Regions from separate parts of the Homo sapiens genome. Here region 1 is linked to region 2. Evidence: read pairs that join two places in POLR2A ChIA-PET (ENCODE). Cell type or tissue: K562. All regions are shown on one strand. Links, peaks and the distances in the headings refer to the core of each region. The heading gives the core; the rest is flanking DNA. Region 1 has its middle 34 kb from the start of C16orf82. Region 2 has its middle 40 kb from the start of C16orf82.

Region 1 (2,910 bases), core at 156-2,655, 74 kb after region 2:
ACACTTGGCAGGTAAGGTCGCTGCATCCCAGTGTCACCTCAGACACACCCATGCATGGGAGGGTCCCTGGGACATTTCCTCAGCCTGAGGGGCTCCATAGTGGACATAAATCTGGTTTTCATTGCAGTGACTAGACAGCTTCGTGTGTCACCCCAAAACAGCTCACCACTGGCAATGTGACGTTAATAGTCTTGTCATTCTGTCCCTTTCTCCTTCTGCCTGTGCATCTGTATGGACAATTAGGAAAAGACAATTTAATGCTGAAGAAATTAATTGCATTTGCCAAATGGGCTTGAAACCCTCTACAGGCTGTTTCTCTGTCAACACAACAGATTATGGTGCTCAGAAAGTGAGCACTGTTGACTGTTGACACAATCATGTCTGGCTGTGGATCAGCTGTGATTTTTTTTTTGGAGAGGTGGTGCGGTGGAGAGGGTGAAGTGCAGTGGACACACGTGGTGATCCTGGAAAGAAGCTTTGCCTCATTCTTGCATACTCACTGTGGGCCACTATTTTTAGGAACACAAGTTACTCACTGTTGAGCGCTTGCCCTGTGTCAGCTGTGTAGTAGGATACATTACCTTGAATCTTCATAACATTTGTATAAGGAATAGCATTCGTATATTCATATATTCATATCCCCATTTCGCAGATGAGGAAACCCAGGAGCAGAGATGGGAAGTAATTTTGTCTCCCTGAGCATTCGGGGAGCAGAGTTTTTAAGGACAACTTGGTGGGTGGGAGAAAGCCGGTGAGCCGGGAGTGCTGATTGGTCAGCGATGAAATCACTGGGAGTCAGAGCTGTCTTCTTGCGCTGAGTCAGTTCCTGGGTGGGGGCCACAAGATCAGATGAACCAGTTTATCTATCTGGGTGGTGCCGGCTGATCCATCAAGTGCAGGGCCTGCAAAATACCTCAAGCACTGGTCTTAGGGGCAGCTTAGGGAGGGTCAGAATCTTATAGCCTCCAGCTGCATGACTCCGAAACCATAATTTCTAATCTTGTGGCTAATGTTAGTCCTACAGAGGCAGTGTAGCCCCCAGGCAAGAAAGAGATCTGCTTTGGGAAAGGACTATTATCATCTTTGTTTTAAACTATGAACTATAAGCTAAGTTTCTCCCAAAGTTAGTTCGGCCTACGCCCAGGAGTGAACAAGGACAGCTTGGAGGTTAGAAGCAAGTTGGAGTCGATTAAGTTAAATCTCTTTCACTGTCTCAGTCTTAATTTTGCAAAGGCAGTTTCAATTTGCCTGTGCTTACCCAGCAAAATAAAACCCATGCGTCTTCCCAAATGCCCACTGTAGAATGTTGTGGACCCTGGATCCTTGGAGGTAGTGAGGCAGGAGGAAACACCAAGGTCTTCTGGTGTGGCGAATCTGAGGCCAATGCATGCTGACTTCCCAAAGCTGGATCCAAAGGAAAACACCTGGGTCCGGGGGCCGGGAACCTGAGGTCAATTAATGCCAACTTTCTAAAGCTAAACCAAAAGGGAAAACTCCATCCATCTCCCTTTGCCAAGTAACAAAGGACGAAAGGCTATGCTCTCTACAGCCCTCCGCCTTCCGCCATGTCTCAGATGGAAAGGGAGAGTGACTTGGTTGGGCCACAGGCCATGCAAGGACCATCCTTTCATCTGCTTAGGACGTCAGTTCACTTCAGCCTTTAATTAGCCACAGACTAAATCCTTCATCCAGATAAGGGGTAGCTGATAAGAACCTCACACCGAGTACTTAAAACCCAGAAAACGGCCTGGCGCGGTGGCTCACACCTGTAATCCCAGCACTTTGGGAGGCTGAGGCGGGTGGATCATCAGGTCAGGAGATTGAGACCAGCCTGGCCAACATGGTAAAACCATGTCTCTACTAAAAATACAAAAAAAAAAAAAAAAAAAAAAAAAAGAAGCTGAGCATGGTGGCACATGCCTGTAGTCCCATCTGCTCGGGAGGCTGAGGCAGGAGAATCACTTGAACCCTGGAGGTGGAGGTTGCAGTGAGCCGAGATCTTGCCACTGCACTCTAGCCTGGGTGACAGAGCGAGACTCCTTCTCAAAAAAAAAAAAAAAAAATCCAGAAAACTTTGTAACTGGACCCTTGAGCCGCTCGCTGGGGCCCACTCCCACCCTGCGGAGTGCTTTCTCGCTTTAGTATATCCCTGCTTTCACTGCTTTTCATTCCTGCACTTCATTCCTCTGCTACTTTGTGCGTTTTGTACAATTCTTTGTTCAGAACGCCAAGGACCTGGACCACTCGCAGTCAAGGCCCTCCACTGGTAACAGCCAATCCTGTGTCCTAAAATTGTGCATCAGATCAGGGGAAGCAGAAGAGTGTGACTGGTTAATATCCCAGACCCTAGAGTCCGCGTTTCTGGGTTCCAATCCTGGCTCTGATACTACCTGTGTGTTATCTTGGGTAAATCATGTCGCCTCTCTGAATTTCAGTTTCCTCATCTGTAATATGGAGAAAAGCTATTGTCCTAGAATTGTTATGAGGATTAAAGGAAGTAATTTATTTAAATCACTTAACAACTGGTAAATGCTTAACAAGTGTTAACTTTTATTACCATTGAGCAGGAGGTGAATGGCTGCTTCAGGAAGGGACTTCCTGGGGTAGGGGCCTAGCCTGAGGAGTGGGAGAGAGTAGCTAAGGATTGAGGAGCACTCGGGGGACTGGGGTGCATTAGAGTTGTTAAGAAAATATTCAGGCCGGGTGCGGTAGCTCACGCCTGTAATCCCAGCACTTTAAGAGGCCGAGGTGGATGGATTAGCTGAGGTCAGGAGTTCTAGACCAGCCTGGCCAACATGGTGAAACCCTGTCTCTACTAAAAATACAAAATTAGTTGGATGTGGTGATGCACGCCTGTAATCCCAGAGGCAGGAGAATTGCTTGAACCTGGGAGGTGGAGGTTGCGGTCAG
Region 2 (2,910 bases), core at 295-2,794:
TCACAGCAACCTCTACCTCCCGGGTTCAAGCAATTAATTCTCCTGCCTCAGCCTCCTGAGTAGCTGCCTGCCACCACCCCAGCTAATTTTCGCAGTTTTGTAGAGATGGGGGTTTCACCGTGTTGGCCAGGCTGGTCCCGAACTCCTGACCTCTAGTGATCCGCCTGCCTTGGCCTCCCAAAGTGCTGGGATTACAGGCCTGAGCCACTGCGCCTGGCGTTTGCTTTTTATTTTAATGGGCAGCCAGGGTGGAGAAATGATGCTCACGTTGTTTTTGATAGAGGCCAACTAGTGCCAGGTGAATGGGGGTATGGGGGTGAACAGAGGCAGTGGGACTTGACCGCACCCTCTGCCCACTGGCACATCTCCCCTCCTCCCGCTCCTCTAGGAGTCTTGGGGACTCCAGGATCCCTGCGGTGCTCCTGCCGCAATGCACCAAGCACACTCACACCCCAGGCCTTCCTCTGCACATGCCGTCCCCCACCTGCCTGCCTGATGTGTTATACAGATGCCTGGAGGCCACCCCTCTGTAGCACTCTGGGCCAATGCCCCTTCCCTGGCCACAGTTCCCAGGCAATCAGTGTGCCCCTTGTGCACCCCCACATAATCCCTTGCAGTTGCCTGTTTTGCCCCCATCTTCTCCTGTGTGTGGGGGTGCCCCAGGGACAGGGCTTAGATCTGATTCTTCTCTGAGTGTCCCAAGCCTGGCCCAGAGGAGGCACTGATAGAGGCGGATGCACTGATGTTTTGCTGCTAGGACTTGCTTTTGATAAAACCAGTGATATGGTCACCAGCAAATACCCCTTTTCCCTCCTGCCTGGGCCCCCCAGGACCAGCTCCAGTGGCTCTTCAGGGTGAGTCTACTTTCTGGGTGTGGTACTCCTCTCCTGGGTGTACCCAGAGCTTGTAAACTGGTCAGACTTCCCCCACTGATAACATTTTGTTTGGCATGCGGATAATTATTATTTTTTCCCAAGAAGTAGACCAGGTGCAGTGGCTCGAGCCTGTAATCCCCACACTTTGGGAGGTCAAGGTGGTTGGATCACTTGCGATCAGGAGTTCAAGACTGTAAGAAACATTCTTACCCATCCAAACCCAAAGAATGGACTCAGGGACATGGAGAACAGCAGAAGTGAGACTTTAATGGTGGTCTTGCAAGATTGGTGTCTGGCATGCAGGCACACCCAGAACGGTTTTAACAAGCTATTTACTCCCTAGCGCTCAAGTCCCTCCCCCAGTTCCTCATTGGCTGAGTACTATGGGGTTACAATCTTCCCGGACGTCACCTATTGGTGGTTGTATTAAGGTTTCAAGTATGTTCTTTAGGGTCTTTCTGCTGCCTTTTATTGCAGCCCATAATGCATTGCGACTATCTCAGGACTCTTTAAACATTTGACTTATGGCCCTAGTGGCTGCACTTGGCTGATAAGAAAGGGTACAATTATTTATGTTGCAAGCTAGCCTAAACTAAATTCTTTACTGGGGAGGGGGAGTTAAGGGGGGGCTCCAACCCATAGGCGCCTGGCTGCCGAGTGAAAGTAGAAAGCAGGAAGGAGAGAGGGGTGGTGGCTCAGTACATTCTGCTGCTTTATCTCCTTATTTCCATGTAACCTGCTTAAACCTATACTAAGACACTTAGAATTAAAAATGGGCCGCCGTGGCCGGGCTCTGTGGCTCACACCTGTAATCCCAGCACTTTGGGAGACAGAGGCAGTGGATCACCTGAGGTCAGGGGTTCGAGACCAGCCTGGCTAACATGGTGAAACCCCGTCTCTACTAAAAATACAAAAATTAGCCAGGTGTGGTGGTGGCTGCCTGTAATCTCAGCTACTTGGGAGGCTGAGGCAGGAGAATCACTTGAACCCAGGAGGCGGAGGTTGTAGTGAGCCAAGATCATGCCACTGCACTCCAGCCTGGGCAACACAGTGAGACTCCGTCTCAAAAAAAAAAAAAAAAAGAAGTAGTTGTCGATATTTAAAAACTGGCAGATTTCACATAAAATTGGGGATTTTTACCTTCTTTTCAAAACCCCAAAACTCTGGTAATATAAAACTGGCACCAGTTGGCTAAGCGAGGCATGGCTTCCCTTTAGACTGTGTGAGCTTCCTCCAGTTCATCACACACCCTCCTGGCCTCAGGCACGTTGGAGGTGAGGAGCTCTGCTGAGACTGTTTTAAAGAGGAGGAAGCTGAGGCCCAGCGAAGGCTGTAAACTTGGCAAAGGTCACACAGCAAATGTTTGGAGGAGCTGGGATCAGAACTCACGCTGGTCAGATACAGAGATGCAAGAGGCGGGTGGTCCGTTCTCACAAGGGTCTCTTCTGGAGAGAGAATGGAATGACTGAATGGGGAGTGGTCTGGAAGCCATGAGAAGCAGATGGGGCAGCTGGGCTGTGTCACCTGAGAGCAGAGATGCCTCAGGGAAGAAGTGGGGTCCTGGATAGTCATTTCCAGGTGGGAAGGAATGAAGGTGTTCTACGTGATTTTAGGAATACAGCCAGTATTCACTGGGCACTTATCATATGCCAGGCACAGTGCAAAGTGTGTTGAATGAACTCATGCGCTCTCCTTCATGACAGCCAATAAAATAGGCATTAAACATTTTATTTATTTATTTATTTAGATGTGGTCTTTGCTGTGTCTCCTAGGCCAGAATGCAGGGGCGCAATCATAGCTCGCTGCAGCCTCGAACTCATGGACTCAAGTCATCCTCTTGCCTCAGCTTCCCAAGTAGCTGGGATTACAGGTTTGCACCACCACAGCTGGCTCCTTTATAAAATTTTGTTTGTAGAGACAGAGTCTTGCTATGTTGTCCAACCTGGTCTCAAGCTCCTGGCCTTAAGTGATCCTCCTGCTTCAGCCTCCCAAAGCTCTGGGATTACAGGTTTGAGCCACTGTGCCCAGCAGACAT

What was found. ChIA-PET counts read pairs that join two places held together with the same protein. Peaks named below come from ENCODE experiments on the same cell type or tissue, not always from the same donor. Only the 100,000 strongest peaks of a DNase experiment are listed, where the experiment ranks them.
Region 1: POLR2A ChIA-PET joins it to region 2 with 5 read pairs; 1 of 35 experiments calls an interaction of 5 or more read pairs at or near these places.

Annotation. Positions count from the first base shown.
Region 1 is chr16:27,031,381-27,034,290 of GRCh38, reverse strand. No RefSeq gene overlaps it. Among named protein-coding and RNA genes, the nearest start is that of C16orf82, 34 kb to the left of the region's middle. In K562, for the core only: no CTCF peak of the experiment used is centred there; no DNase peak of the experiment used is centred there; H3K4me3 peaks cover 145 bases.
Region 2 is chr16:27,105,850-27,108,759 of GRCh38, reverse strand. No RefSeq gene overlaps it. Among named protein-coding and RNA genes, the nearest start is that of C16orf82, 40 kb to the right of the region's middle. In K562, for the core only: no CTCF peak of the experiment used is centred there; a DNase peak (open chromatin) is centred at 1,439.